2 separate regions of the Homo sapiens genome follow, and region 2 is linked to region 1. A link is a loop called in an ENCODE intact Hi-C map of the cell type or tissue named here. Cell type or tissue: dorsolateral prefrontal cortex. All regions are shown on one strand. Each heading gives the region's core, and the rest is flanking DNA. Links, peaks and the distances in the headings are about the cores only. Region 1 overlaps NALCN-AS1 (NALCN antisense RNA 1). Region 2 overlaps NALCN-AS1 (NALCN antisense RNA 1).

The links. Hi-C counts contacts between places; a loop is a spot of excess contacts. Peaks named below come from ENCODE experiments on the same cell type or tissue, not always from the same donor. Only the 100,000 strongest peaks of a DNase experiment are listed, where the experiment ranks them.
Region 2: it touches region 1 in a loop (2.9-fold over the local background); 4 of 110 quality-filtered maps call a loop at or near these places.

The regions. Positions count from the first base shown.
Region 1 is chr13:100,876,175-100,892,746 of GRCh38, forward strand. The region is part of intron 2 of NALCN-AS1 (NALCN antisense RNA 1); the gene reads left to right. Among named protein-coding and RNA genes, the nearest start is that of LINC00411, 60 kb to the right of the region's middle. RefSeq lists an enhancer at 5,121-5,415. In dorsolateral prefrontal cortex, for the core only: a CTCF peak has its summit at 7,524; a DNase peak (open chromatin) is centred at 5,287.
Region 2 is chr13:100,715,368-100,731,939 of GRCh38, forward strand. The region is part of intron 1 of NALCN-AS1 (NALCN antisense RNA 1); the gene reads left to right. Among named protein-coding and RNA genes, the nearest start is that of NALCN-AS1, 15 kb to the left of the region's middle. In dorsolateral prefrontal cortex, for the core only: CTCF peaks have their summits at 6,735 (motif pointing right) and 6,937; a DNase peak (open chromatin) is centred at 6,714; H3K27ac peaks cover 798 bases.

The DNA.
Region 1 (16,572 bases), core at 3,461-11,460:
CCCATGAGTTTTTCTATCATAATGCAAATCCTTCCCTTTCCTCGTCTTTTCCTCCCATATCTCTCCATCTCCTGCCTTCCTCCTCTCCTTCCCTCTCCCTTCCTCCTTTTTCCTTTCTTTCTTCCCTCATTCTTTCCTTCCTCCTTTCTTTCCAAAACTATGTATCGTACCTCAACTGTGGGCCAGATTCACTGCTAGGTAAGTCTATGTTTACCTTCATAGGAAACTGACAAATTGTCTTCCCAAATGTCTGTGCCATTTTAAATTTCCACTAGCAATGAGTGAGAGTTCCTGTTGCTCCACATCCTCTCCAGCATTTGATGCTGTCAGATTTTCGGATGTGAGCCTTTCTACTAGATGTATACTAATATCTTCAAAGTTCTAGTCTAGCATAGGGCATGCTATTGTTGGAATAAATCAATGAATAATGAAATGGGACAAAAAAGAGTATTTTACTACTTATTCTTCGAGGTTCCTCTGTTACTGAAGCAGGCTGCATTTGGACAGGAATTACAATTAGAAAGGGATTGCAAGCTTAAATGCTTACAAAGGGAAACAGAGTGAGTGTAAGGGCAGGAGAGAATGGGAGGAACTGTGGCAATTTGGAGACCCCAAGATAATCAGTGAACCCAGTTTTGCCAGATTTTCCAAATTTTGAGGTTGAGCCATAAAAGCAGATTTATGGGAAATCTCCCAATTTGTCAATGTTAGTAATCAACTAAAAATTATGAAACACTGTGTGGGATAGACAATACCTGTTTGTAACTAGATTGGAATGGTGAGTTATTGGTTTTTAATCTGTACGTTTTTTAATCTCTTATGCCGTAGCATTCAAGCAATGCATCCTCTATAGCTTAAGAGTTTAGTTATTATCTGGCTATTATTTCTTATTGGACATTATTTTGATTATTTAAGATAATAAAAATGAGTTTGGGATATTGGGGTTAGAACCGATGAGAAGAGGAAAATCAATGTGAAGATTTCTGTGTTAGAGGAGAAGCTAGAAAATGTGGCTTTATGGCCCTTTAAAAGCTTACTTCAGGGAACTACAGTAGTTAATGGTTGATTATTGGAAACTTTGTAAGTGTGAGAACCCTGAGTTAGGAAGTGACCTGGATCAATCAGCTTCATCTTGGACTGTGGATGTTTAATTTAAGCCACTGCCTTAGGAATTTTGAGAATCTTTCTTTTTCCGTAGTGGGGTTTTATGAGGAAAAAGAATTGGACAGGCCACCAAAGTGGGACCGGCCATTTTAATGGCCATTTTTGTTTGTTGTCTTCCTAAACTTTTTTCCTCCTCATGATGTATCAAATGTGTTCATAATTTATGGGGAGAGAAGAAATTATGTATCATATGCAATTATCTGGTAAATATTTATGAATTCTCTGCTTTTTAATATGAGGGTGTGAAAATAACTTAAGTCCTGATTGCAAATTAGCAGTTACATAAGCCTGGAGAAGACAGCAAGAAACTCACGGTTCTAAAAAAACAGGTCTTTGTTTCTACACAGAAATGTTCCTGTTAAATTGTCTCTCCTTTTTTGACATGGTTGATTCCTCTGTTTCATTACTTTTCTAATAAACCCCAAAGCTGTGCTGCAGCAGAACCAAGATATGCTCTAACTGGGAATGACATGATACATGATACAACACGATACAAAATGCATAGTAAATAAATAAATAGTTCTGTGTACCACATGGAATGGACAACCAGTGAGAAAAACACCCCTTTCTAATATTACTTGAATTAAAAGGCTTCCCAGGCTGGTGAGCTGAGTTAGTGAGGGCCCCCTGAAGAGGCCATGTTCTGACTTTCCCAAGGGCCAGTTAATTTGGCTGAGTTCAGTAATCACTGCTTGTGTCTCTGGCTCTGCAAAGTCATTTGGAGAACATGTCTTCTTCATCATTAAAGAAACCAAATATCTGAACACTTGGGCATTGCTACTTCTGGCCAATCCACTTAAGAGTGCAAACCCTATTGATGTCTTTGGTCAATACTGTTATCTCCATACCCAAAGAAAACAGTCTATGGAGAGAACCCCACTTATCTGTGTGATAATGGCCTCCCTTGACCTTTAGAGCCTCAGCTTCCTTCTCAGGTGGTTAGCAGTTAGAATTTAGGGATGTCATGTCTGTCTGTGAAAAACTCTCAAAATGCGAAGGGCTGTACAAATCCCAGACAGCATGGTTGCCTATGGTTTTCACCTTATGGAAGATAATCTCTTGTCATGACAATAGCTTTAAATGGAAAATCTGCATTCTAGCTATTTCAGGAAGTGAGATTTTGGTCTCATTTGGGCTCAATACTATAAACAAGTGGAGGTGTTCAAAAGCTCCCTTTTAACAGAAATCTGTGTTTCTCTACTAATTATCCATTCCATAGTTGTTCAGATACAAGGCCCCAAGACAGCCGTGGTGGAGCCCCTGGCTCACTTTTGGGACTGTCCAATTGGCCCCACTCCAACACGCAAGCTGCACCTTCTGAGGCCTTTTCTACTGTGCTTCCAGCTAAAATTTGATTTAAAGAAAAAGCTTTGTTATTACAAAATTGTGTTTAGAAACCATTGAGAACATTCCAAACTATACCATGAAAATGCAGTGAGCAACAACCAGACTTCAGGAAACCCTACAGGATAAGTGGTCTGGTCACTTTGGCAGATATATTCCAAGGGGAAAAAGGGATGTCCCCATGTATTCTACCTGCTCTCCATCAATGCTTTCCTCTCTCTTCTGCAGAAATCAGTTATTTCCTCTCAAATGAATCTGTGCCATAACATACGGGCATGTTATTATTTTTCCTATCTTAAAAAAAATATTTCACCTGACTTGACTGAGGCTACCAAGGGCATCTCTTCTTTGCAACAAAACTCTTTCAAAGTATCATCTATAATTGCTACCAATTCCTCTCCTCTCCTTCTCTCTAGAAAATACTCCAAACAGGTTTTTGCCTCCATTGAAACTGTTCCTAGAAAAATCTAGTGGTTAATCTCCGAGCTCATTGTACTTGACCTATCAACAGAAATTGACATTCTTTCCTGGAAACACTGTTTGTCCCTGGCTTCCTGAACACATCTCAGCTGATTTTCCTGCAATCATTCTCACTTTTTTTCTCTCTCATTCTTTTAATTTTTTTCCTGGTTTCTCTTCCTCTTCTTGGCCTCTTACATGGTCTCTGCCCCAAGACTCAATTCTTGGAACTCTTCTCTTTGCCATCTAGTCTGCTTGCCCAGGAGAGTTCATCAAAGTTCCTGTCTAAATATTATCCCTATGTCGAGGACTCTGCCTCCCATCGATTGCAGTCCTTTCTCTATAACTGCACACTCTGTCTCACTGGGATGTGTAGTAGATATCTCAAATTTGAACATGACCTGCACGTGGCCCCCACATTTCCCACCCTGTCCTGCAGGAACCAGTTTCTGCTCTCGTGAATGGCACATCTGGTCCTCCGTGTTGCAGATTAAACACCTGCTGTTAACTTCATCTCCTCTCTTACGCTAACACCAATAATCTGGTTTTTAGCAAACCTTACTTTTGGCTCTACCTCCAAAATATATGCAGAATGTGGCCACTTCCCCACTCCTTGCAGCCACTCTGATCCAAGCCACCATTGGATTTGACTGGATTTTTCTAACAGCCTTTGCTTCTGCCGGTGCTTTCTATCATTGGATTCTCACCTCCACAGCCAGACTGAACCTGCTTAAACCCAGGTCAGGTTGCTTCTTTCCCCGATCAAAATCCTCCAGTGATTCCCAACCTAGTGCAAAACTAAGCTTCTCGGCTGGGTGCAGTGGCTCACACCTGTTGTCCCAGCACGGCCGAGGTGGGCAGATCAGAAGGACAAAAGATCGAGACCAGCCTGGCCAACATGGCGAAACCCCGTCTCTACTAAAAATACAAAAATTAGTTGGGTGTGGTGGCACGTGGCTGTAATCCCAGCTACTCAGGAGGCTGAGGCAGGAGAATCGCTTGAACCAGGGAGTCAGAGGTTGCAGTGAGCTGAGATTGCACCACTGCACTCCAGCCTGGCGACAGAGTGAGACTCTGTCTCAAAAACAAAAACAAAATAAAACAACAACAACAACAACACGCTAAGCTTCTCACTTTGACCCACACGGCCCTGGCAACATACTTTACTTCCCTGATGTCATCTCCCATGACATTCCATCTTGCTCAGTGGCTCCAGACATTTGCCTCCTGGCTCTTCTGCAAATATCTGCAGGTGAGCTTTACTTTCCTTAGTGCCTTGCTTCTCCTACCAGCATGTAAATTCCATGAGCTTATTGTTCCTACTCTGTGGAACCCCTGTTCCCAGGACAATGCTTCACACAGGGTGTGCAGGCATTGAATATTTGTTGAATGAACAAATAATTTTCAGTGTTGGAAAATATGTTTAAATATGCATGTTAAAAATTTTAAGGTAATTATTTAGAGAATAGAAGTAATAGAGGTAATAGCCAAGTAATCAGAGGAGAAAAATGGAATAAAGAAAACTTTGTAACAAGAAACAGGGAAAAAAATAAAAAGGGTGCACAATAAACAGAAAACCAAAACAGAATTGCAAAAAGGAAAAACATGTCAGGAATCACAATCTATGCGAATAACACGGCTTTCTCAGATTGAATAAAAAATCCAGTTATGAGCTGTTTACAGGAGGCAAATATAAAACCAAATGATGCAGAAAGGTTGAAAATAAAAAGAAAGAAAAATACAAACCAGGCAAACATTAATAAAAAGAAAACAGAAGTAATAATGCTAAAATGACAAAATGTAACTCAAGGGTAAAAGCATTAAGAAGGAAAAAGAAAAGATGTTTTATATTAATCAAAAACACACCATGAAGATAAAAGAATCATAAAGCAATTTACAGTGCCCATCATAGTTTTGACATATAAATAAAGCAAACAATTGAAAATCTACATTCATAGTGAGAGATTTTAATACTCTTAGAAACCGACAGATCAAGTAGACAGAAAATGAAGATACAGAGTATTTGAAAACCATAACAGGTTTTTTGGGGGCATTGAGTGAAAATTGTGCTCCAAATATATATCTAGAGGATCACGAGGATTTAAGAAACAAGAAGACATATGTGGAGAAAATAAAAATTATCACACATTGTATAGATACTGTCTGAACAGAAAGAGTCAATTAAGAATCCCAATCCATTTTCTGATCTTTTGAAACATCTGGTCCTAACATTGCGTAGAGCAGCGGTTCTTGCAGTGAAAGCCCTGGATCAGTTGCGTCAGTGCCGCATGGCAATTTGTTAGAAATGCAGACTGATGGGCCCTAGCCCCAGCCCTACTGAGTCAGCAGCTCTGGGGATGGGCCCAGCTTTAACTAGCCCTCTGGGGGCTCTCACGCCAGCTCAAGAGTGAGAGCTACTGGCACAGATCAAAACTCAGAAGCCCACCTGCCTTCCTGGGTTTGAATGTCCTTGAAGCAATAGAGAAATGAATGTGCACACACTGTTCATATGTCGATTTCACAATATCCCTGAGAGTCTGCTTCATGGTAAAGGCCTGGGACTCGTCTTAGATCATCCTGACACTTTCCTGGGAAATTATGGCCTGAGTCTTTATAATTAACTTTTCTTTAAGAGAAAAGAGGTAAAATAATCAGTGGCCCTCATGCTGAAAATATTAAAAGTGTAAAAAAATTGAAATAGATGGATTAAAATAAATCAGTTATGATTTCTTATGCCTGAATTATATGCCTGGATTATGGACAAAATTTTCCCCTGTATCCATCTCTGGGTTTCCATTGGTTGCATCTACACTTTCAGCATCTCTAGGAGGTCTTCGGATGAGCCTTCCCCCAGGGAGGACACTGAGGACCAGGCATAACTGGGTAGAGAGGGAAATTAATGCCCTTTTCTTGAGACTCTTCTCCATGCCTGAGTGCCAGCCTTTCTCTGCTTCCCTTCAGGGACATGCTGCCCAGTTGAAATGCCTAAAACTGCTTCCTGGGAGCATTTGCAGTAGTAAGTGAAACACCTTTGGAGAGCATTTGTTTAAAAAAACAGAACAGCGTCATACATGCAAATTAAAATTTGTGTGTATCCGTACAACTATTCAAAGATGCATATCCAACACATCACAGTGGAAATCTGTGGAGAGGAGAGAGTTAGGGATGAGGGTTGTGGGGAAAAACAAAAGAAAACAGGAGTAGGTCCTTGTACAAAATGATTATTGTAATATGTTCTAAATCCAGAGGTATGATGTGATGGTTAATACTGAGTGTCAGCTTGATTGGATTGAAGGGTGCAATATTGATCCTGGGTGTGTCTGTGAGGGTGTTGCCAAAGGAGATTAACATTTGAGTCAGTGGACTGGGAGAGGCAGACCCATCCTTAATCTGGTGGGCACCATCTAATCAGCCACCAGTGAATATAAAGCAGGCGGAAAAGCGTGGAGAGACGAGATGGACCTAGCCTCCCAGCCTACATCTTTCTCCCGTGCTGGATGCTTCCTGCCCTCGAACACTGGACTCCAGGTTCTTCAGTTTTGGGACTCAGACTTGCTCTCCTTGCTCCTCAGCTAGCAGACAGCCTATTGTAGGACGTTGTGATCGTGTAAATTAATACCTAATAAACTCCCCTTTATATATATGTGTATATATATATCCTATTAGTTCTGTCCCCCTAAGAGAACCCTGACTAATACATAAGATTAATTCAAATCTCTGTTCCTGAGGTACTAAAGGCAAAAAAAAAAAAAAAAAAAAAAAAAGGTGGAGTTGAGCTATTCCTAATCTAAAAACTGATGCAATGTGGGAGAGGTAGTTTCTTTTAGAAATAACTTGTACTAGCTAGCTTTCAAATGGAACATAATAAATTTGTAAACTCATTACAAGTTGACTTAAGCTATAGGCCTGGTGTGATTTCAGGCTTGAAAACAAAGAAATAGTTCAGGGTTGCAATAGGGGGCCATGACTCTGAATCTTAGCTGAGCCTCTTACTAGCTGTATTACCGCATACTTGGTACTTAATCACTATCAAATTCAGTTTTCTCATCTAAAAAAGGGATAATTCTATCCACTTTACAGATTTGTGCAATAGTTGAATGTGATACCATACACGAAGGTATGTTAGGTACAGAATAGGTGCTATATAAAAGCTTTGGTGGAGAGAAGTAAGACAGGATGGGAGCCGTACCATCTCAACTGGTTTTTCAGAAGGTAATAGTATTGATTACAAGGAAAAGTTTGGATAGGAATGGTGAAGTCTTTGTGAACTGATTAATTCTATTGGAACCTCATTAGCCCTACAACTCTTCCGAATGATTCTTGATGTCGTGCACCATGCTTTTTGCGGAATTCAGTTATACAGATATGTGAGAAATAAGCCATCTCCCTCTCTCTTCTCTTCCTTCCCTCTATTCCTTCTTCTCTGTCATAGTGAACATGCTTTTCTACTGCGTAGGGCTTGACATATGTGTTATTATGGCTGTCAAAAGGAAGCCAGACCCAGAAGCTGCTGCCACACTGTGGTGTAACTGTGAGTGTGTCCCTTCAGTGCTCATAACAATGGAAGAGTTTATTCTTGATAATCTCTTAGGTCCTATGTCACTCTAATATTTTAGAACTCTGCATTTAAAGAATAATACCCTCTATCAATTCCAAGTCTAAGGAGGAGTCTTTGATCATGGTGAATTAATGTGTTACTTAGCTTTGCTATCCAAAGTGTGGTCTGTAGACCAGCAGATCACCATCATTTGGGAGCTGATTAGAAGCACAGAATTTTAGACTTTACCCAGGTCTCCTGAATAAGAATTTTCACAGGATCCCGAGGTGATGGATGTCTCATTAAAGTTTGAGAAACACTGCTTGAAAAACCACAACTCTTCTTTGTTCATATAAAATTCGCTGCCTTCAGCTTCAAAGTGTGTCTCCAGAAGCCACATAAAATTTCATCAAATTCTTGTGAGGAGGCTCACATTTTGACCATTTTTATAAAGAAAAACCGAGTTGGAGAATAAAAAGGGCTTGCTGAGGACTGGGGAGAACTGTCGCATAGAGAATGTGACCACAATCGTGCTCAGGCAGCCGTTGCCATAGGTAATGTTGGGATTCCCATTGCAGCCACATCTGCCTTTTGATACCTGAGCTAATTAAACATTAGAATATAGTGTGTTGTTTGCACAAAATGACGCCCTTTGAAAGTTGTCGAAGTTTCTTTGACATGAGAGTGGCTGATTTGTACAGTGGCATCTTAAAGACTTGATTAATGTTGTTCTATTTATTTTGACCACCCCGATCTTTAATTATAAAATTATACAGTTTAAAACGTGGCTGTCGGCCCCCGTCTGTGCCAAGTTTAACTGAACACATTTCTGTCTGGTCTCTTGTCACACTGTGGGCTTCAAAATCAATAAGCAAACTGCCTTGTTCTCAGACTCTCCATCCTCTCTTCTGCAGTCAACAGTCATAACTTTTTGAGGACACATGTTTATTGCTGCTGCTGGGGGCAGCTGCTCTTGTACCCACTTTCAAATGGGCTGTGGAAGAGACAAAGCTCATCTGGCTGCTGGTGAGTAGATGAATGTGAGCCGCTTCTCTTAGGCCATTGGTTTTTTTTTTTTTTTTCTTCCACTAGTTTTCTTGGAATGTGAATTCTCCCGCTATACAGAGGGAATTGCAGGTAGGCAATAAATAGTGTGTCTACCTAAACCACCAAGAAATGCATGGGGAAAATGAAAGCTTATGAAAATCCGATAACAAGTTAGAAATGCTATGGTGTGATTTTTCTCTTAAAGTTCTTCCTTTTATTCTTCATATCCTGCTTAGTTTTGCATCATTCGGCAACCTTTCTAGTGCTTGATTTTAAAAAGAAAGTGTCTCTGTCCCATCTTGTGTCCATATTTGACTCCTATGCTCTAAGGAAACCAGAACAAGCTTCAGGATAGAAGTGTGGCCATATCATGGGAAGTAGTAATTGGACAAAGTCCCTTTCAAATACCGCTGAAAGCAGGTGGTAGTTTTAAATGATACATTCCCTAGACACAGTTTTGCTTGATGTCTTTCTCTCTTACCTGTTTTTTTCCTTCCTTATCATTTTTGGATGTATTTAAAATGATTGTATTTTGGATTTCAGTTTTATAAGATGTTTAAAAAAATAATTGGAGGCCAGCCCCATAATTTTTATTGTATAGATAGTTTTGGCTTTCCATTCTTAACTCTTCCAAATAAAATTTCCACCATGCTTTTTAACACCTCATCTCTGGTGAAAATTAAAATGTTGTTTAAAATCACGCCATGGAAATTTTGTGCAAAATATGAAACTTTCACACTCCTTGATGCTATTATAAATCATTCGTATTGAATAAGTGTCAAAAATGACTAGGATTTAGGAGCTTAGGGAATGAAATGTTTTTTTCCCATTCTTTTCCGAAGAATTGTAACGTAGTCTGAAGATCTTGAGAGTTAGGTTTTGCTGTTCTGTGATGATGGAAATGTTCTTTGTGCTGTCTGAAATGGTGGCTGCTGGACACATGTGGTCACTGGACACTTGGAATGTAGTTAGTGCCACCGAGGAACTGAATTTTAAATTGTATTTAGTTTTACTGCATTTAAATTTAAATAGCCACATGTGGCTGCAGCTGCTTCTAAACTGCGACAGCAGAGTTGTATAGTTACAACAGAGACTAGTCTGCAAAGCTTAAAATATTTATCATCTAGGCCTTTCCAGAAAAAGCTTGTCAACCCTGGTCTAGATCAATGTTCAATGGAGTAGGACCCATGGAGAATAGGCAAAAGTAGTCAGGCCAATCTAGAGATACTTCATATTGGGCACATATGGAAAATGTTCATCTTGAAAATTATGTTAAGAGATTGGTAATTTTTTAGCTAGTTTTTTTTTTTTTTTTTTTTAAGACGAAGTCTCACTCTGTTGCCCAGGCTGGAGTGCAGTGGCGCAATCTCGGCTCACTGCAACCTCTGCCCTCCGAGTTCAAGCGATTCTCCTGCCTCAGCCTCCCGAGTAGCTGGGATTACAGGCGCCTGCCACTGCACCTGGCTAATTTTTGTATTTTTAGTAGAGACAGCGTTTCACCATCTTGGCCAGGCTGGTCTTGAACTCCTGACCTTGTGATCCACCTGCCTCGGCCTCCCAAAGTACTGGGATTACAGGCGTGAGCTACTATGACTGGCCTTAGCCAGTATTTTTTTCTGTAAAATGTGGTTAATGATTATGGTAAAATTTCAGGAAAAACAAGTGAAAAGTAAAAGTAAATTTCCACACATCTATATACTATATGCATACATATGTGTGTTTTTGTATTTGTTATAGAACAAATTATATTATTCCATATGTGATGTCCTACATATTCCATGTTGCTCCCATTTAACACTTTATTTGAATATTTTAAATAACTCAAACGTTAATCCATCCAAGGTAAAATCTCATTTCAATGATCATTTCCTTCTTTTAGAAGAGCAGTCTTACTTGCTGAGTAATTTTTGTAGCATTTGTGCTACAAACGTAGAAACAGGAGTTTCAAACGTTTAGCTATGCTTGAAATCTCAAGCGAAGGTTTAATTTAAATTTGGAGTACACATATCCACATATTTACATATGTATATAAACATGTATGTATTTATATGTGTACTCCAAATATATGTATACGTATAGTATACACACATAGTATATGTGTGTATATGTATCTATGTATACTCCAAATTTCAAAGATGCAATTGTAATGATATGTATTATTAGAGTTAAACTGAGAGAACATTTAAACTTACTATTTACTCTTCTATCTGAGAACAAGCAAAGTGAGAAACTTGACATGTGGGACAAGAGATTTTATTTGAATCCTCAAAACAATAAATGCAGGTTTATTTTCTAAATACTGGGATCTGGGCATGCTGTATAAGAAAGACATTGATTCAACCAAATTCTTTGGGCACTGATACGGTGAGGGCTAACAGGGCTAATATAAATGGAAGATATGGTAGTGTCTTGGTTTATGGTCTCTCCGGGCATACAAATCATATGAGGATAAAAAGGTAAAATGCAAGACAATACATAATTAGGAATCACCTGAGTAATATAGTAAATATCAGGGAATATCTCTTGCCAATGCTCAATTTTCACTGTGCTATGGCCCATATATTTCAACTAGACACTTTGGTGTGAAGCGCAAGGACAAGAAATGAGTTGTCAACATCAGTCTGGTTTATGGGAAAGATGAAAGACTTGGTGAATACAGTGGAGGGTAATGTACAAGGGAAAGAAAGCAACACAAAAAGCTGAGTGGTAGGAAAAAAGAGAGGGAGGTTCCAATAATAAAAGGTAAAGAGATAGAGACTGCACTGGTGTGATGGAAGTCCTGCAAAATTTTCAGTTTTCCGCCCATAGTCAAACTTTGCCAAAAATGCATAATATAGATTTAAATTACGTTGGAAGAACAAACCTCTCAGGCTGTATAAATGCAGCCCATGGGGCTAAAGAACCTGATCACGTCCAGAGTAGAGAGATAGGAAAACTTAGGGGAGGCAATTAGCAGCCCATATATACTTAATGAGCTGTTTTAAAGGGTACAGGTGACAATTAGCCTGGTACTTACCCTGTGCCAGAAGGAAGTCATTTCAGTTACTACCAAGGTTGGTCTGTGCAGATTGCTATAAATAATACTTTCCTTTGGCTGGAAATGACTCAGCAATGTCCTTTCTCAACCCCACTGTGTCATTAAGAGGCTGTGAAGGAAACTCATTCCAGATTCCCTTGGGACAAAGTGAGCATGCAGTGAAGGCAGAGAATGCCTTTCCTTGGGGTCAGGAGGGCCCCATGAGCAAGATATGGGCTGGCAATGTGATGACAGTAGTGTCCTGCATTCCTGAATGGGATGACAGCAATGTCCTGTATATCCTGTTTTGGGATAACACAGAGCCATGTTGGGAGACTGAGGCCATGGTCACGTGACCTCAAGCAAGTCATGCAATCTCTCTGCAGATCAGTTTCCCCACCTAGCTCATACTCCGTAAGAGGATATGATCATCAATAATACTTTGAAAAGATAAAAAAGAGAAAAAAAGCCCTATACGTAGTTAAGAAATCACCAATACATGCTTTAGAGCTAGATCCAAAGGTGAAGATCAGAATTAAATATGACCTGGGCTGGGGGAAGAAGGTGTCACTTAAGATATTCATCCCAGATCCAGTTGAATCCTCAGTCTGGAAGCCATGTTGGGATGAGAATCTATTCCATGGATCTATCTTTTGCTTTGACTCACATATTGGTAGAGTCTATAGATATTTCTCTGGGAAAAACTCTACCCTGGGCTAACTTGAAAAGGCATCATCCCATCAGTGTATCTGTATGAAGGTATATGTAGTATTTAGCAATAAGTAGTGGTGTTCCTTGCTTTTGAAACCAGGAAGGGTGAGCCCATAAAGTTAGTTGTGGAAATAAACAGACAACTCAAATAAGAAAAGCAGAGGTGATTTATTCAGAGTTTGATGTAGCAAGAGAGTCAGCCACCATCACTTGCATTTGGCAGAGACTCAAAGGTAGGCAGGGGAGTGGGAGAGCTTTACAGTGGGCAAAAAGGGACAGCTTCAAGTGTGTCCTGATTGAAGGCTGTTGACATAGGGAAGCTGGCTGCAGCCAACTTCCCAGATTACAGCCAACAACCCAGATTACTGGGGTCAACCCCTAGAGTTTCTGCTCCTATAGGTCTGAGGTGGGAAGTGGATACCTGCAGACCGGAAAAGTCTATGTAAGGGGTTGGGGGCATATTTGGCTTTCTTTCTGGTCCTAAGCTGGAAGTGGTGACAAAAATTAGAGAAACTGCCATTCATTAATCAAATCCTCAACATTTTGTTTTTTTTGTTGTTGTTGAAGAAGTGATTGTTTAGCCTGCTGGATTGTTACTAGAGATAGCAGTCTGGCTTCCCGCAAGTCTAGCTTGAGTAGGCTGGCTTCCTTTGTTGTTTATTATAGATAAAGGGTTGGTTTACTGGGCAGGCTGCTGCATTTGCAAGTCAGAGTTCTGTTTTTTAGATGGTCTAGCCATTCTCCATGTTGTATTAGTCTCCCGTAGTTAAGACCAAACATTAATGGAGATCTTCATTTAAATTATTATTTTACTAAGACTTGTGTGACCCTGAGAAAGTCACTTCACCTTTCATCTAAGAATAGGATTGTATTACCTGCCTAGCATAGCTCACAGGGTTGTATGTATATCAAATGAGAAAAATTGTATGCAATATGGTAGCTTGTCTCTAGGATAGGGAATAAATTTTAATGATGACAATGACAGAGACCAGTATGGAATAACAGCTATCCTTCCTTTACCCCTATCTACTCTAAGACATATGAAACCATCTTGTACTTGATTGAAAAAGGTTAATTCATATTTATTTAGCATCTTTGGCACACATTAATATTTGAACCACTTTCTTCATGAAGTGTCCCAGTTACAAAATAAATAAGAGAAAATGCATGCTCTCTCTTAAGTGTTCATATTATTAACCATTTTTGGAATAACGGACCCATTTGAGAATTTGATAAAAGTTATGGATTCTCTCCCAGAAAAATACACATATACATATACACCCAATTTTGCACACTGTTTCAAGGGGTTCATAAATGAGGAATCCATTTATGTAGACTTTTAAAGGCAGAGGTTCTCAACCTGGATTGCATATTAAAAACATCTGGATAGTTTATAAAACTCCTATTAGGTAGGCTGTACTCTTGCGGGGTGAGACCCGGACATTGGTCCTATTGAATGTCTCTCAGGTTTAAACTATTTCTTTAAGGCAGTGGTTCTCAAACTTTAATGAACTCCAGAATCACTGGAGGGCTTGTTAAACCCAGATTACTGGGCTTAACCCCCAGAGTTTCTGCTCCTATAGGTCTGGGGTGGGAAGTGGATACCTGCAGACTGGAAAAGCTCCTTGGTTGATTCTGGTGCTGACCTCTGATTGAGACTCACAGCCCTAGAGGAATGAAATCAGAATCACATCTGAGATGTGGCATTGCATGTACATAGAGGTCAAATTAAAGCGTCCACATGCCATGCTTAGCTCCTCCCATACAAGGCCACATCTGGGTGTGTGCTCTTGGAAGGAATAATAACTGAACCTTTGTTTCTCTAGGGTTCACCAGCCTGGAAGTGTGGTTGCAAAACAGAAGGCACCCCTCAGAGCTCAGGCATTGAAACTGATGGATTTCTAGTCCTATGCTCTCTGCTAAGTTCCATCCCACATGGCCCACTATCTCTCAGGCTGTAGACAGCATGCCCAATCCTGTACTCACAGTTACAGAAGGGCTGTGTTCAATACTCCTGCCCCACCTCACACCCTTTGTGGAAGTTTTTCACTTTAGCTCCTCATGGCATCAATGCCTATTATTGCTGCACTGTTGGCCAAGCAGTGGCCAGGCCAGATTAACCCTTTGGAACAGTGCCCCCTTGTCTTTCACATCCCTGCCTCCTCCTTAGGGGATAGCAGGCTTTCCCTGTCTTTTCTTTTCCTCATCATCCAAGGATATAAAAGGCTTTGAGGGGACTCAGGGTAGGGTTTATCACAGCACATCCCTGGTGAGTTTTGAGGGTTCTTTTTGCTTCAGTCTTTCCCATTTGAGCATCCTGCAATAATTCATTCAAGTGCATTGTACTACAAAGTCACTTCCATCCACCCTGCTCTGTAACCTGATACCCAATCTCCCTGGATTAAGGAGTCAGCCACCATCACTTGCATTTGGCAGAGACTCAAAGGTAGGCAGGGGAGTGGGAGAGCTTTACAGCGGACAAAAAGGGAGTATTAAGGGGAAGGTCAAATAGGTAATTTCTTCGAGTCTAAATTTTCACTGGAAACTGTCTGTCTGACTTCCCCGTTATCCATACTTCTCCAGGGACCAGAAGATTGGGAAGAGCTTGGGTCAATTAGCTTGAACAACCTTAACCCAGAAATATTGGTGTGATTACAGACTGCATTAAGGTACTTCCCTCTTTGGCGGATGTAAGTGAGCACATTCAAGACAAGGTGAAGTCCGGGCATGGTGGTCCACGCCTGTAATCCCAGCACTTTGGGAGGCTGAAGCAGGAGGATCACCTGAGGTCAGAAGTTTGAGACCAGCCTGACCAACATGGCAAAACCCTGTCTCTACTAAAAATAAAATATTAGCCAGGCATGGTGGTGCATCCCTGTAGTCCCAGCGGCTCAGGAGCCGGAGGCAGGAGAATCGCCTGAACCCAGGAGGCAGAGGTTGCAGTGAGCCAAGATCACGCCACTGCACTCCAGCCTGGGCAACAAGAGCGAAACTCTCTCTCTCTCAAAGACAAAACGAAACAACAACCAAAAACAAACAAACAAAAAAAAATGTGAAGAACACCAGAACACTGTCCCCTGACCATTGGTGCTTTTACCAGAAGAATATTTGTGCCCTGACATTTCCTTTTCCTGTCACATTTACTCATGTTTTTTGATTTTCTGGTTTGCTGGATTGCACTGTGTGGAGTGGTAAAAAGAGAGCAGTGTCAGAAAATCCATAAAGTAAGGAAAAAGCCTTCAGCCAGAACTTCTCCTTTGATAGGTGAAAGAATCCTCCAGTTTTGATTGAGGAAGCTAAAAAGAAATCTGGAAATCTGGCTTCATCCAATAAACCATGAGCCATGATCCAATAAGGCACAGTGGCTGGTTTAGATGCTAGAGGTGTAGGACCTAAATAGTTTTGCAATTAAAGGTTATCTCTCAATTTTCCACACTCTTTGGAAAAATTGTAAAGATTCATTTACTCTGTAGCATCAATTCATTCTCAAAAGTATCATATTTAACATATGAGTCTGTTAACAGAACCATTCATAATTTATTCAAGTTTCCTTCAATCCATGATGACTGGTGATTCTCTTGATATCGAGCTGCTTGTAAACTACAAAGATTGATATTTCCAGCATCCCGAGAGATTATTATCTTAGTGTCATTGCTGTTTATATCCATGTTCTATCAAAGTCAAGGACTTCTGAAGTCATCAGTGCTTTGTCACTTTCTAAGCACTTTGCATGTGCCAGGAAGTGGCCAGCATTTCATGTGCATTGTTTCATTTAGTCCTCATAAGAGCTTCACAGATGAAGACACTGATCTTGGAAAGGTGAAGTTCACACAGTGAGGAACATGGCTGCCTGTGCATTCAGTGTGCAAATAAATAAATGCATAACTGCAAAAAATATGTAATTGCAAATATGTGTATTATGGATAAGTAAATACTAAAAAGATGATATTTTCATTTTATTGACTATTTAGGTCACTGCTTTCTCCTGGCTTGAAGAAATATTACAGATTAATTGAATGAAAATTGTAAAATGATTGGGTGGTTGGGAATTGAAGGCAGTGATCCCTATGCTTCAAGATGCCTTGTGTAAGTAAGACATGAAGGCTGACACACTGACGCTTTTGTGTAGTTAGCTATGGTGAGGGCACATTTACTTTTGGTTGGGTTAGAGTTGAGAGAGCCAAGGGTCTGTAACAGGCTTTGGGGCTTGTGTGTGAGAGTGTGTGTGTGTGTGTGTGTGTGTGTGTGTGTGTGTGTGTGTGGTGGGTGAATGTGTTTGAGATGGGCAAGTAGA
Region 2 (16,572 bases), core at 2,766-10,765, 160 kb before region 1:
TTTTGGCATTTCATCTCAAGAACTTTAAAAGCAGCCTCTTTGATCCCTGAGAGGGCCCCTTTGAGTTTCAGCCACTTCGTGCTCCTGCCTGTGGGTGGAGGTCAATATCTGGCCCCATGCTCAGTCAGGCTGACCCGGGCTGTGGTACCTTGGTTGGGCCTGGTCACCTCCCAAGTTACAGCTTTCTTTCTCTTGTCCTTCTGTCTCCACTGTTGTTTCCAGTTCATATAATTTTACTTCTGTTTTTGGCTTGTTTCTGATTTTATTTCTGCCTCCCACAGCTATACCGCCCTCCGGGAAGACTGGTAGGGATTGCTCCCAACTTGGTACAGGAGCTGGAATCCCACCACCCGTGAAGAGGCCTGGCCCTGTTCTCCTAACAGCCTGGACTCCCAGGTGCTACCCACCCTTGGTGACCCAGGGTCGCTGGGCTCAGTGCCCTGCTGGGGTGCCCATTCTCCCTGCTTACTCGCATGCCCCCATCTCCCAGGACCAGGCCTGGGAATACTCTGTTCGTCAGGACCTTGTCCATTTGGTAGCTGGGCAGTGTTGGCTGGGACTAATTCTGTGTGTGTATATATGTGTGTGCACGTGTGTGTGTCTGGTGGTTAGGGAAGGCTTGTGGATGCTGGGCTATGAAAGATGGTCTAGATCTGGGCAAGTGGAGATGAGGGTATGGCCTCCTCTATGATCACCCATAAAACACCAGGTAGGAAGCAAGTGTGACCGACATGTGACTCCACCCAAAGTCCTTAGGCCCCTTTTCCATTCCTCTTGTTCTACTCCCACCCACTCAACCCCCTACACAAACTTCTGTGTTTTGCTTCCCACAGCTCTGTACCTGGGACTCAGCTAGCGTTGCCTCCTCTTACGGAGTCCCAGGAGTGCCTGGGTTTACAGCCCATCTTCCCTCCCACCCTCACCTGGCCCTTCTCCAGTGTCAGGCAGTGGCTGGGGGGTGTAGGGAGTCTGAAGGCCCAGTGCCCTCGCCCTGGATAAAGACAAACTTCAGAGCTCCCCTCTGTTCCCTCCAAGGTCTGTGTCTGAAGTCACCCCCTTCTAGGCTTTTCCCTGTCATCTGTCCAGCTTCCTCAGTAAGTCACCTGCACATGAATCGTCATCTCAGGGCCTCTGCGGAACCCCGCCTGAGACAGCAGAAAAGTGTCTGGGGAGCAGAAATAGCTCATTTGAACTGTGGTCCAGAAAGAGCAGTCAGCTTCGAGTGCCAGGCAAGGCTGGGTCGCACTCTGTTCTGTAGGAAGGGGATGTCAGCAGCAGCTCCTGAACTGCGAATCAGCCTACAGGAGGGGGGTTAATCTATACATTAGCATGGGGGAAACTTGGAGGCAATAAGGTGGCTGGAAGGCTATTTTAATAATCCTGAGTTCTCAAAAGCTTAAAATCAGTTTTTAGGGTGTGGCAGCTGGAGGGTGAGGAATGGGGCGCACAGGAGGGGGACTTCGGAGGCTGTATTGGCCAGGGGGCACGAGAGAAGGCACCCACACTGATGCCCTGGAGTGGGGAGAGAGGGGGTGCCATCTGAAACAGAGAGAAGGGCTGGTCTAGAAAGGGAGAGGGGAAATTCCGTCTCTCATCCCTGTCTGCCACTCTGAAATCATACCCTTTCACTCTGCATTAATATTTCTTTCCCTCGCATTCTTCTTGATTTATCTTCCAGGAGCAGACCCTCCTTTCCAAGTCATCATCTGGCATAATTCTTAGATCACTATGGCTTAATTGGTGTTTGATCATTTTTAGTCTCAGCTCTTCAACATCAAGGGAGAATTTACAGGGGAACGAAAAAGATCTCATTGCGATGACGCCCAGTGTCACAGAGCTGGGTGTGTTAAGTCTTCTTTTACAGCTTTTTGAATGCCATGGCCTTGCATTTAGATAACACCTAATGCCAACAAAGCAGTGAGCTGTGAGGATTGAGCTGTGTAACGGTAGCATTTAACAGTAGGGCTGAGTTTATTGTACATTTTAAAAATTAACTCTGTCCTTCATGATCCTAAGATGTACTGATGATTCTATAGAAGCAGAATGGGTGAACTCTCAGTCCTAGAAATTCTGAATGATGAAGACACAATATAACCTGCGAATCACTTAGATCATTTTTCTTACAGACACAATACTTAGCTTTATTTGACAGTGTTTTCTAAGATTGTATTTTGCTTTAGATAATGAGCCATTGTACTAAGAATGGAGAAATGCTCCAAGGCGCTTGCTTTTAATTTAAACACAAGTTCAATGCACCATCCCAGAGTGGAGATTGCTATCATCATTAGCGCATCTCGCATCTCGGGCTATATTGCTTTCCAAATTTATATGTTCTTTGTGTTAGATGATGGTGCTGTACCCTTTCAGCAGCTCTCAGTGGGTATCCCAAGGAAAAGTATGTTCTTATTAAACAAGGACCAAACTGCTAAGGGAATGCTGCCTTAATTAGTTTAATCATTACAAATTGATTGAGACCCCACCCACATTTTTGAATGCCTACTATGTGCGGGGCACAGTGCTAACTGCTAAGCACTGGGGACACACAGAGGCACCTATAAAATGTGTCCCCTGCTGCAGAGGGACTTGTAGGCTAGTTGGCATTACAGACGTAGGAAACGGATTATTATGGTGCAGTCTGGTATGGTACACAGGGCTCAGCAGGCTTCAGGGAGGAGGCGAACACCCCTGGAGCGCCTGCAGAGCCATTCCAGTTCTCCCTAGCTTCCCTGCATGTTTCAACTGGATTCGGCACTCCTTGCATCTGCTGCTTTAAAACAAGAGAAGATTCCTCAAAAAGTTGAATGCAAAATTACTACGTGACCCTGCCATTCCACTTCTGGGTATATACCCAAGAGAACTGAAAACATGTGTCTACACAAAAGCATTTATACCCACGTACATAATAGCAGTATTCACAACAGACAAAGGGTGGAAACCGACAAAATGTCCCTCTATTACAGGAAAGAGTCCTGATCCAGACCACTAGAGAAGGTTCTTGGATCTTGTGCAAGAAAGAATTCAGGGCAAGTCCATAGAGTAAAGTGAAAGCAAGTTTATTAAGAAAGAAGAACGAAAGAATGGCTACTCCATAGACAGAACAGCCCCGAGGGCTGCTGGTTGCCCATTTTTATGGTTGTTTCTTGATGATATGCTAAACAAGGGGTGGATTATTCATGCCTCCCCTTTTTAGACCATATAGGGTAACTTCCTGTCGCTGCCGTGGCATTTGTAAACTGTCATGGTGCTGGTGGGAGTGTAGTAGTGAGGACGACCAGAGGTCACTCTCATGGCCATCTTGGTTTTGGTGGGTTTTAACCGACTTCTTTACTGAAAACTGTTTTATCAGCAAGGTTTTTATGACCTGTATCTTGTGCTGACCTCCTATCTCACCTGGAGACTTAGAATGCCTTAATCATCTGGGAATGCAGCCCAGTAGGTTTCAGCCTTATTTTACCCAGCTTCTGTTCAAGATGGGGGTGCTGTGGCTCAAATGCCTCTGACACATCAACAGATAACCTAAATGAAACAAAATACTGATACGTGCTACCACATGGATGAACTTTGACACTATTATGTGAAGTGAAATTAGCCAAATACAAAAGGTCACATACTGTATAATCCATTTACATAAAAAATCCAGAATAGGTAAATACATAGAGACAGCAGATTAGTTTTGTCAGGGGCTAATGGGGCGAGGGAATGGAGATTAACTGCTTAATAGGTATGTCATTTCCTTTTGGGGTGATGGAAAATGCATTGGAATTAGATAGAGGTGACCATTGTATAACATTGTGTATGCAGTAAATGCCACTGAATTGTATATTTCCAAATGGTTAATGTTATATATGAGAATTTTACCTCGATTAGAGAGGAGAGGACTACTTATTTGGGTGTTCAGACCAAAGCTGAAGGGATACCAATGATAATATATTCTTAATTCTCTTACCTGGGAGAGAAGGCCCTCTTCAAATCTCTTCAGTCTGTGGTATGTCTTTAGCCAAAATATACCAGGAAAATATTGGTTCGATACAAATGCATCTTGTTTTTAAGCCAACTTGGGAAAGGTAGACACAGCTCAGTTTCATAACAACAATAAAAAATACAGAGTGACAAACCCTATCAGGTGGTATTCAACAGCTCATGGGCTGTTGCCTTAATTTAGACAGAAGGCAGGCAAGGGAAGTTGCAGGAAAATAAAAAAATTAAGGACAAATTATTCATACGTGGATGATATGGTTTGGCTCTGTGTCCCTACCCAAATCTCATCTTGAAATGTAATCCCCACATGTCCAGAGAAGGACCTGGTGGGAGGTGATTGGGTCATGGGGCCAGTTTCCCCTATACTGTTCTTGTGGTAGTGAGTTCTCACGAGATCTCATGGTTTAAAACTGTCAGTTTCCCCTTTCTCTCTCTCTCTCTCTCTCTCTCTCTCTCTCTCTCCCTCTCCCTCCTGCTGCCATGTAAAACGTGCCTTGCTTCCCCTTCGCCTTCTGTCACGATCGTAAGCTTCCTGAGGCCTCCCCAGCCATGTGGAACTGTGAGTCAATGAAATCTCTTTCTTTCTAAATTACCCAGTCTCAGGTATATCTTTATAGTAATGTGAGAGTGGACTAATACAGTGGAGTTAGCAGTATTGTTAGCAGTGGCGGCAAGCTTTGCTTAAAATGGAAGACCGTACAGTGCTATCTGTTAGTATTTTGTGCTAAAGGGAAAAACAAGCCTAGTGACTGTACTAGGGAAAATGAAACGTATTCAGTTTACCTCCACAAACGTGTATGTGAAATTGATTCAGCTCAATTTTCAAAATATGTTTGTCTTAGACCCTGTACATTGGCAATACAAATACAAAGATCTGGCTCTTGTCCTCAAGGATCTTACAGCCTTCAGTAGAAATAGCCAACTGTAGTAGATGAGAGACTGAATATACACATAGACAGTGGCCAGACCGTATATAAAAATACAACTCTGACCCCAAATCTGCAGCAACTACCTCAGAAAATCAACCCATTATATACAGTAACCAGCCCAGGAAGCCATCTGCTGCCTTTAAAAGCCAGACTTACAGGAAGTCAGGCTACTATCTCTAGCAACTGGTCTAAGAAGCCAAACAATAACCCTTCTAGTAGTCGGCCCCAAATGAACAGGACTTGATTAATAACTGACACCTTCCCTAATTTTTGTGCCTGCTTCCAATTTAAGACCAACCACAGAAAGCCAACTATGGCCCTAACCAATCAGATAGGCTTCAATGCTCCTAGTTGGCCACCGTGGGCTTCCCCAGGCCAACAGCCTCCAATCAGGGCACACCTGAAGCCATCCCTTGTGTGCTCTGTAAAGTTCTCCCACTCCCCTGCCTGCCTTTGAGTCCCTGCCAAACAAAAGTGATGGTGGCCAACTCCCTTGATGGAGCAAGCTCTGAATAAGTAGCCTTTGCCTTTCTTGTGTGGGTTGTGTTCATTTATTTCTACATAGAGAAGGCAGAATAAAAGAAGTGCTAAAAACACCTACAAATTTCATACTGTGTGGGAACAAAGGGAAGAGTAATTCCTTCTGTCCCAGGAGGCTGGGAAGGCAACCTTGCAGCAAGTTGCTGAAAAACACCATGGTGCATTCCTAAAGAGCCTCCTTTTAAATTCTGATACACTAGTGCTAAAATAACTTGTGGACTGTTTTTCAGAAGGGAGACATGTTGTCCCACCTCCAAAGGGAGAAATTAGTCCTCTGAGGCCGCCGATGCTAAGGCTGCTGGTGGCTAAGGTTAGCCTCCCGCCAGCTCAGGGTTCTAAGAAAGACTTGCATCACTGACTCTGGCAGGGCTCACGTATACTTCAGGATTTCTCTGCTGGACATGAGCATAATTGTCCATAAATACATGAGAAAGGCTATGTATTTTCATTGCTATTGGCTAAATAGGCTGTTGAGATATTTATGGGCTTTCGGCCCAATTTTCTCCCTTTATCCACCTCCTTCAAGCAGATAGACCCGAGATTCTTTGCCCCCAGGAAGGCTTGAGGCTGCCTGACTTGATTCTAAACCCACTGAGGAGATAAGGCTGTAGGTCCCTGAGAGGCACTTCAATGATGAGGTGTCCTGCTTGGAGATCTGATACCGCAGAGGGGCAGGAGGGAGAGGTACGTGAATCAAGAGCAGGAAGTCTGAGGGTCTTAGAGGAGAGGGAGTCTTGGTCATGGCTTCCTGGAAGCACATGGAGATGCTGACGGACCCAGGGGAGAATCCAAGAATCCAAAGGCCGTCCAGCTCATTTAGGGAGATGGAGTCTCATGGCAGCAATGGGGCCCAGCTGGGGCCATGCAGGGGGAAGAGGATGTCTCAGCAATTAGCAAACTGATGCGAGTCCAGGGGGCATGTCACAGACCTGCAGCAGTGCACACAGACCTCCATAACCGTGCGAGAGCTTCAGGGAGACATCCGGAAACTCTGAAAGTCATTGAGGTTAGATTTTCTACCAGCCTGGTATTATTAGCACTGGGATCAGAAATCAAATTAATTTATATAAATAAAGAGATGTGCTGTTTCCTGAGTTTGTGAACTATGATTCATGTATGAACTTGATGCTTATGAAGTTAACAAAAAAGGGTCATAGAATAAATTAATACAAATGATCTCACGTGTGTATGCATAATTTCAGGGTGGGCTGTATGTACGGAAACACTCATGGTGTGGGGAGGCTGGAGGACCAAGTAGGGGAGATAGATGAATTATCTGGCCGCCCACTAGATGGCGTTAAGGAGCATGTTGTTTTACCTCTGTGGGCAGATTTCTTTGCCCTTCCTCTCTCTTTTCCTTACTACAGATTTTGCAGCGATTCTTTATGTCAGTATTCTATGTTTGTGAATTAGTAAGAACTTAGACTCCCTTAGGAAAATGCATTGAGTAGGAGTTGAAAGCTGAGTAGAAATGATGAGGAGGTTGGGAAATATTAAATCTTTCGTATATAAATTCTTGGTGCTGTTTATATTTCTGGCTTTAGAAAAAAGAGAGCTAGAACATATTTCTTTTCAGGGAGAAATGTTTTTAAACAAGCAATATTTGGGAGAACACATAACCAACATCTACAAATTACAAAAATGTGATTTGATCAGAAATATTTACAGGATTTCTAACAGAAAAACTAACTGGTCTTGATTTGTGGCTTAGAGAGGCAGCCTGCAGCTTCATAGCCTCCTATGGTTCCTGCTCTCCTGCCGCTGGCTTTGGCAAAGAGAGTCTCTTTGGTGGCAGCAGTCGGGGGAGAATGGAGGAGGGGGGATGATTCTGGCCATTGTTGGTACTGGATTCTGGGAGCAGGGCATGGCAGAGGCCAGTACTCTTGGAAGGAGGCTATTGATGGATGGCAGTCAGTTCCTAGAGCGCTGTGCAATTACAGTGTAACACCAGCCTGTGGCAGGCTCCTGGAGAGGAAGCCAACTGCCTCCCTTCTGGCCAAAAACCAGCTTCTGAGATATGGGTGCTCAGGTGGGAAGGAGACCTGGGCCCCTGGCAGGACGATGCTTCACAGTAAAGAACGAAGGCTGGAGGCCGATTCCGTGGTTTAGTTCCAGCATAAGGTGTACCTGGGTGCAGAGGGCTTGCCCCAGCCCGGGCACCAGAGATGACAGATCTGCTTGGCAACAAGGGAATCCTGGGAGGGAGGCGGAGTAGACAGAATTGCCCCCCAAAGATGTCCGCATTCTAATTCCTGGAGCCTGTGGATATGTTTCATTACATGGCAAAAGGGATTTTACAGATGCGATTGACATTACTATTAATAGTCGGTTGGCATGAAGATAGCGAGATTGTCCTGGGTCATGGGGGGTTGGAGGATACCAATGTGGTCACATGAGCCCTTCAAGCAGAGAATCCTAGGAGAGGGCAATAGGATACTCAAGTATGAGGCTGATACCACGTGCCAGTGCTGGTTTAAAGAGAGAGGGGGTAATGTGCCCAGGAATGCAGGTGACCTTAGGCAGCTGACAGAGGCTCCTGAAAATGGGCACCTCAGTCCTACAGCTGGGAGACACTGAATTCTGCCAATAACCTCAATAAGCTTAGAAGCAGGTTCTCCCAGAGTCTCCAGAGAAGAGCCCACGCAGGCCAACACCTTAATTTTGGCCTTGCAAGACCCAGAGCAGAGAAATAGCTGAGCCCACTCAGAATTCTGACCTACAGAGCTGAGAACTAATATCTTTCTGTTATTTTAAGCCACTGAGATTGTTGTTGTTTGTTCTAGCAGCAAGAGGAGAGGAATATAGGACTGGAGGCTGGGGGTGGGGAGACTGGGGCCAGGGCCTGAGGTCATACCTAATTCCAGGTTGTTCTTCATGGTGGGGGAGAAGGTGAGGGTGACATGAGTTGGGGGGTAGGGATATCAGTAGGCTCAGTGCCAGAGGGGAGACACCAGAAAAGAGCAGGAGAGGACAGTAACTCAAGATGGTGGAACTCTTTGCTGGCTTAGAACTTCCTCTAGCTCACTGCTCTGATCCTGGTGGGTGGCAGGATCATAATGGTAGCATTTTATGGAAATAGCATTTGCTATAGTTTGGATGTTTGGATCAAACCTCATGTTGAAGTTTGATCCCCAATGTTGGAGGTGGCGCCTTGTGAGATGTGTCTGGTTATGGAGGTGGATCCCTTATGAATCAATGAATGCCTTCCTTTAAGGGTGAGTGAGCGTTCCCTTTTAGGCCCATGAGAATCAGTTGTTAAAATGAGCCTGACACCTCCCTCTGCTGTCTCTTGCTTCCTCTCTCACCCTGTGATCTCTGCACATGTGGCCTCCCCTTCACCTTCCATTATAAGTGGAAGCAGCCTGAGGCCCTTGCCAGAAGCAGACGCTGGTGCCATGCTTCCTGTACAGCCTGCAGAGCCATGAGCCAACCTCTTTATAAGTTACTTAGCCTCAGATATTACTTTATAACAACACAGACTAAGACAGCATTTGTCCTTGATGGCAAAGCAATCAGCTCCACTTTTGGTCTTTCTTCATTCTTAGGCTTATTTGTTCCAGGTGTAAATCTCTTAAAATTAGCTAACACTCTTCCAGGAAATCACATTGTGAAACAAACATCAGGTGGAGAAGAAGGGTTCATTTGGCCAACATGTACTTTCTTTGATACAGCATTTTGGAAAATGGGAGATGTCTCTTCTACATTGCTTGCAAAAACCGTGCTGGGAAACCATCAGAAAAATAAATTTTCCCAAGAACAGAGCATTAAGGTTTATATTGTTTTTTACCTGAAAGCCTAAAACCAGCTTCCATTTATTTCTTGTGAATATGTCACTTTGAAATATTTAAGATCGAAAGGTTTGGCTTGTTTTTGTAGTGGCCGCTGGATGGAAAACCGACTAAAGCATGTTAAGACTGACTGGGGATGCAATGTGCCAAATTGCAAATACAGCTATCTCTACTTTCTGAGTGACTGTTTATAATACAACTGGAATTGCAGGTTCTTCTACCTCAGAGGTTGAATAAATGACTGTGTTCCCCAAGCAATTCTTGTGTCTTTTTTTCAGCCATTTCTGCACAGAATGACGGTTGTGACCTCCCAAGAGCTAATGTGTTAATTACTATGGGAAATTGCTGTGGGGTCCCCAACAGGGTTGTCTGTAGAATATTAAACTCTCAGTTTTCCAGAAGAGGCATTTCTTCCTTCGCAGTTTTGAACCATCTTCAGGACAGGAGATAACCGTATTCAAGGTTTTCTCAGTGTTCAATCTATATTGTTTCTGAATGGAGGAAATTTCTTGTACAGAGTGGTCGGGGAGATGGTCACTCTACAATTCATCAAGAGCTTAGCTGCCAAAAAATATCACCTTTGACGATCTCCAGCCTATCCTGAAAATTTCACCCTTTAAGTTTTATTTGTTTGTATACGTATTTTATATTTATACCATATCTATTTCCAAAGATGATTTGAGGAGCTATATACCATCAAGCCAGTTAAACAAGAGCCAAAAGCCAAAGCCTTATAATAAAACAAAAAAGAGATTTTTTCATCAGAAAATTTAGGCTGAGGAAAAATATGAAGTCCAAGAAAAAAATGAACTAAGATCTTTCTGGAGGCAACTGAAAAGGAGTTCATAACCAAAAGAAAGGAGGGGTTACAGACATCGAGTGTGTAACAGTAAGACAGCACTAATTCGTCATAGAAGGACAGGAATTTCCACCAGCAGAGCCCCTTAAGAAGGTTATCTGGGAGCGTGCGGAGGGCCCAAGCAATGTGCTGCAGCCCTGCCTCTTGGGTGCCTTTGCCTGCTAGTTACACTGGCTGGGGGAGGTGGGGAGAGCCCTGGCCACAGGGAGGTGCTCTCAGTGGAGGGGGCATGGCAAGTGTGGCAGCTGGGTGTCAACGTGGGGAGACCCAGGGGAACCCCACAGGCACATGAGAAGTGTAAGAAATGTTAGTTTCTTTTTTTCCCTCTCTGTTGATGTCCTCTTTAATTCAAGGCTTTGTATATGCGTGTTTAAACATTTCCAGGCAAAAATATGTTGGGGCTAAAACATTATTTCGTGGGGAGTGATTGGGAAAGTATGATATCAATTTTTTGAACTATTTTGAGCTTTGTGTGGCCTGTAATAGGGCTATTTTTTCAAGATATGAAGTGGGTATTTGAAAAAAATGCATATTCTCTGCTTTCGGAAACAGAGAACGTTAGTTGTTTAGTCTTGTTAATTGTGTACATAAACTCCTATGGATTTTTGTTTGCTTATTTTTGGTCTGCTTGAAGAATATATTTCAAAAGAGGCATGTTAAGACTGCTTTCTTCAAAAATTTTTGCTTTAAAAGATTTTTTCAAAAATTTACACCACCTCCCCATTGTACATTTTTAAGTTGGCATTTAAAAATATTCACTGTAAGGCTGGGCGCAGTGGCTCATGCCTATAATCGCAGCACTTTGCGAGGCCAAGGTAGGCGGATCACCTGAGGTCAGGAGTTTGAGACCAGCCTGGTGAACATGGTGAAACCCCATCTCTATTAAAAACACAAAAAATTAGCCAGGTGTGGTGGTAGGTGCCTGTAGTCCCAGCTACTCAAGAGGTGGATGCAGGAGAACAGCTTTAACCCAGGAGGTGGAGGCTGCAGTGAGCTTAGATTGCACCTCTGCACTCCGGTCTGGGTGGCAGAATGAAACTTTGTCTCAAAAAAAAAAAAAAAAAAAAAAAAAAAAATTTGACTGTAAGTTTAAATGGTTCAAAAGAATGTAATGTTTGAATAATATTAATAGTAAATATAATATGTTTCAATTTCTAAATTTTGGATGCTGTGTAGCGAGAGTTCAGATAATGAGGGATTTACCCAAACTCTGAGTCTATTTGGTTCCTGAATTCACAAGGTATGAATTTGGATGGAGATGGGGGTATCTATATTGAGATTAAAAAAATTATTAGGGTTTATTTTCTTCTCTAGAGATTTGCAGATAGATGGTTGGTTACCTAAATTCAGCGGCTCAAGAATGTCAGAAGACTCCCAAGCTGCCTGATATGGTTTGGCTGTGTCTCCACCCAAATCTCATCTTGAATTGTAGTTCCCATAATTCTCTTGTGTTGTGGGAGGGACCTGGTGGGAGATAATTGAATCATGGGAGCGGTTTCTCTCTACTGTTCTCATGGTAGTGAATAAGTCTCACGAGATCTCATGGTTTTATAAGGGGAAACCCCTTTTGCTGGGCTGTCATTCTCTTCTCTTGTCTGCTGCCATGTGAGATGTGCCTTTTGCCTTCAGCCATGATTGTGAGGCCTCCCCAGCCACGTGGAACTCCATTAAACCGCTTTTTCCTTATAAATTACCCAGTCTCGGGTATGTCTTTGTCATCAGCATGAAAATGGACTAATACCCTGCCTTTCAGCAATTCTGTACTATTTTATACCCTGACCAAAATCATATGCATGCCTCTTTCCCTATTCTCATTGTCAACAGTGTATGTTATAAACCTTTAGAAAGTTTTCCAATTTGAGTGAAAGAGTTATATGTTGTATTCATTTGCATTTCCCTGGTTAGCAGTGAAACTGCATGTCGTTTCATGTTTGTTTGGCTATTTAATGTATGGCACCCTCTTTGAATTGCCTTCTTGTCAATTTTGTCCAGTTTTCTATAAAGCAGTTAAAGTACAACTGTCAGAGCGAGAAAAATATCTGAAAGATAAATAACACTGTACAAATATCCATAATGCATAAAGGCTATATTGACATCTTAAATAATGATGTTATTATATTATAACTCACATACAGAAAAGTGAATAAAGCATAAGTGTACGGTTCATGAATTTCTACAAATTGAGCACACCTGTATAACCAGCACCCGGATTAAGGAACAAAGCATTACCAGACTCCCAGAAGCCTCCTGTCCCCTTTCCAGTCACTCCCTGCTCCATTCCAAGGATAACCAGCATCCTGACCCTTTTTTTTTTGATACACAGTTTTGCTCTGTTGCCCAGGCAGGAGTGCAGTGGTGAAATCTCAGCATACTGCAACTTCTACCTCATGAGTTCAAGCGATTCTCGTACCTCAGCCTTCCAAGTAGCTGGGACGACAGGCATACACCACCATGCCAGGCTAATTTTTATAGTTTTAGTAGAGACAGGGTCTTGCCTTGTTCACCAGGCTGGTCTTGAACTCCTGGCCTTAGGTGATCCACCTGCCTTAGCCTCCCAGAGTGCTGGGATTACAAGTGTGAACCACCATGCCTGGCCCATCCTGACTTTTAATACTATTGACTAGTTTGCTTATTTTTGAATTTTATCTTGTGAAATAAGTTCACAGTGCCCTAGTTACCAACTTCTCTGAGTCTGGTGAGACAGAGCACCCCCCACACACAACAAATTACATAGAGCAGGTTCATTACTCACAGATAGGCAGCAAGGGACGACAGAAGCCTAGGATCCACCATAAGCCATTCCCCTCAAGCTCTGGAAAGCTGCCCAGGACAGATGGAATCTTGACTGTGCATGACCCATTTCTATTACAGCTGAGGGACCCTGAAAAGCAGTCTGCCGTGGGCTTTGTACCTAAGGTTTTATGCCCCGGGGAAATGTGAATTGCTGGGCTAAAGTGTTGAAGGACATCTTGTTTCTAGGGTAGGGGCGTGAATAGAGTCTGGGCTGTTCTCGCCAGCTCCCCCTTCCCAGCACATTCTACAGCTGTTCTTGAGAACTACAAGTGAGAATGGGGGTAGGGGTGAGAGGTGGGGGAGAACTGGGTCAGTTCAAGATCACAGGGAGGACTGTCCTGAGTATATAAATGAATCATATCATTTGACTTCTTTTGCTCAGCAATAGTTGGTGAGATTTGATGGTATCAACATTTTAAAGCAAATCTGTCAATTATACTTTTAAATATATCCAATGGAACCTAAATGCCATAGAGATTTGTTATACACTGTCATATTTTACAAATGTATACACAAAAAACCTTTCCTAAACATTGGGAAAATGTATATTTCATCTTTCTCCTTGGCCTGAATTTCTATTCTACTTCTCCCATAGAATTTTATCTAGTAAATATAATGGAATTTTATGCTTGAAAGTCTTTAGTACTCACTCCATTAAATTTGTTTGCAGTAAAATTATGTCTATTGATTAAAAATCTTGCTTTATTTCTTATGAATATCAGGCTTTTAGTGACAAGAAGTTTATTTTATATTTAGTTATAAGTTAAATTAGAATATAATTGATCAAAATAATATATTAATATATTAATATGGAATAATATATTACAAACTTTGATAAATAATAAACCTAAAACTATATTTTATTAGAATTGTTTCTTAATAGTTGTGATAGGCAAAATGCCAGCTACCCAATTATGTTTGTATCTTAGTATCTGGGACCTGTGAATATGTTCAGTTATATGGCATAGGGGAATTAGGGTTTAGAAGGAATCAAAGTTGCCAGTCAACTGAACTTGAGATGAGGCTGGGTTGTCTAGGTGGGCCCAGTGTAATGACAAGGATGCTGATAAGTGGAAGAGGGAGAAAGAAGAGAGAGAACCAGAAAGACAGCAGCATGAGAAGGGCAGCCTCACGTTGCAGGCTTTGAAGGTGGAGGAATTAGGCCATGAGTCAAGGAGCATAGGCAGCCCCTATGCACTGGAAAAGGCAAGAAAATGGATTCTCCCCTAGAATCTCCAGAAGGAAGGCAGCTCTGCAGACACCGACATTGTGGCCTTCTGAAACCCATTTCAGACTGGCCCCCAGAAATGCAAGATGATCAATTTGCATTGTTTTAAGGCACTCAGTTTGTCATAATTTGTTATTACAGCAATAGGAAGTGAATTTGATAGTTCAATATGGTCTATTACTAAAATGAGATAGGGCACAGCATCCATTTTATTTTTAATTCATTTAATAGGAAGTGGAAAATAAAATATTTTATGTGATAAACTGGCATGAGGAGAGACTATGGTCGGAAAAAAATTTTATTATTTAAGTGTCTTGCTGATCTGCAAGAAATCATATTAATGTTTTATCAGTGAGTTTGTAAGGAATATGTCAAAAATTTATTCCCAGAAAAATTCTGTTTATATTATTTATTTTTATAGACAGGGTCTTGCTTCATTGCCCAGGCTGGTCTGCAGTGGTGTGATCATGGCTCACTGCAGCCTCGAACTCCTGGACTCAAGCAATCCTCCCACCTCAGCCATCCAAGTCGTTGGGACTACAGGCACGTGCCGCCATGCCTGGCTAATCTTAAAAAAAAAAAAATTTGTAGAGATGAGATCTTACATTACCCAGGCTGGTCTCAAACTCATGGCTTCAAGCAATCCTCCTATGACAGCCTCTCAAATTCCGGGATTACAGGCGTGTGTCCTGCAACCAGCCTTTGGTTACACTAAAAAACAACAACAACAACAAAACCAAAACAAAACAAAAACATCACTGACTCTTACTGCTTATGCTATTTGAAAGTTTTTTCTTTCTGGCTGTTAAAATATCGTAGGCATGAGTATTGAGAGCAGCTGAAAATAATTGTTTATGTTTAAAAATATTATAATGAAAAAAGGTACTTCTTGCATTCAATGTTTCTTGTAAATGCTCTCTTCACTTTGCTCTTTTGAGGACTCTTCGAGATTGGAATATCCTTTCACAATGGTTCAGAATGATGTGGCAATGGAGATAAAAGTTTTTACTCCACCATTTCACTCCACTCTAAACTGAAATCAGGACATCCCAACAGGGCTCAACATTTCTACTTTCTTACAAGATAATAGTTGACAGAAATGTGTGTAATGCAGGAAAGAAATTGGATCCTATCAGGGTGTCCTATGACATGATTAACCATTAAAGACAGCTCCTCTTTTGCCACCTGGAGGGCTTTTGGTTGGGTAACCACCCTGGTGGGACAGCTGCAGTCAGCAGTTCTCTAGAGAAGGCAGGCAGCCCATGAGACTTTAAGAACAAATACCCACAGCAGCTGGGGGTGGCTTCACCAGGCTGAAAAAGGGTCTGGGTGGAGTCCCAAGTGTCTACTATACTCTGTGTCTTATAAACTGGATATAAGTAGTTGATTTTGTGTTTGTGTGTGCATGTGTTTTAATGTTAAATTGAATATTCCTTTTAATATGCTGTAGGGAAGGAAAAAATTTTCCTCTACCCTCTTAAGTTTAGTGATGGGGACCCGTGAATTAAAGAAACAAAAGACACAATTTGTATTAATAGTTACGTGTATGGGAGTTGAGAGAAGAGAAGTAAAACTCAAAGAAGGGGTCAGACACTAGGCCTGAATATCATTTTGATAAAGGAAAGGGGCTTTGGGCTTAAAGGGATAACAAATTGTAGGGAAATGACGAGGAAATATATGGAGGGAAACAAATGGAAGAAAAGGGTTATTTTAGTAAGTTGTGTTTATGCAGACTCATCTCGGTGCCACCTCTCCATCTCAGGGGATAAGAGTCACTCTCCTCTTCCTGGGACAGAAGAGGGGGACACCTTTACAAAGGGAAATGTATGCCCTATTTTTAGGTGGATGGGGGATGGCAGAGAACTCCCTGCACCTGTTCATTCTCAATTGCCTTCAGCTCAAAATAATTTTTATGCCAAAATGGCATGTTTTGGGGTGGCAAGTCCTGATCCCCTTCACCAATTTAACCTAACCTCCCCCTCACCTCTCATAGATTCCATCAGCAAATCCTGTCATCTTTTGCAAAATATCTTCCCAGTTCTGTAAGTTGTCACTGCTTCTACAAATACCACCCTAATCCAAGTCCCCATCACATTGCCTAGACTAAGAAAATAGCCTCCAAGTTGACCAACCTATATTGCTCTCCAGCCCCTAACTCTGCCTTTTCTCTCTCTAAAACCTAAATTTGAGATTATCTAACATACCTATTGGTTGATGGTCTGTTTCCTTACTAAAGTGTAAGCTTCATGACAGCCATCAATAGTGGTGTCTCTAGTGCCTATAATAATGCCAGCCACAAAGTATACACATCATCAACACAAGGTTGAACTGATAGTTTGACTGTGTCCCCACCCAAATCTCATCTTGAATTGTAACTCCCACCATTCCCACGTGTTGTGGGAGGAACCTGGTGGGAAGTAATTGAATCATGGGGGCGCTTCTTTCCCTTGCTATTCT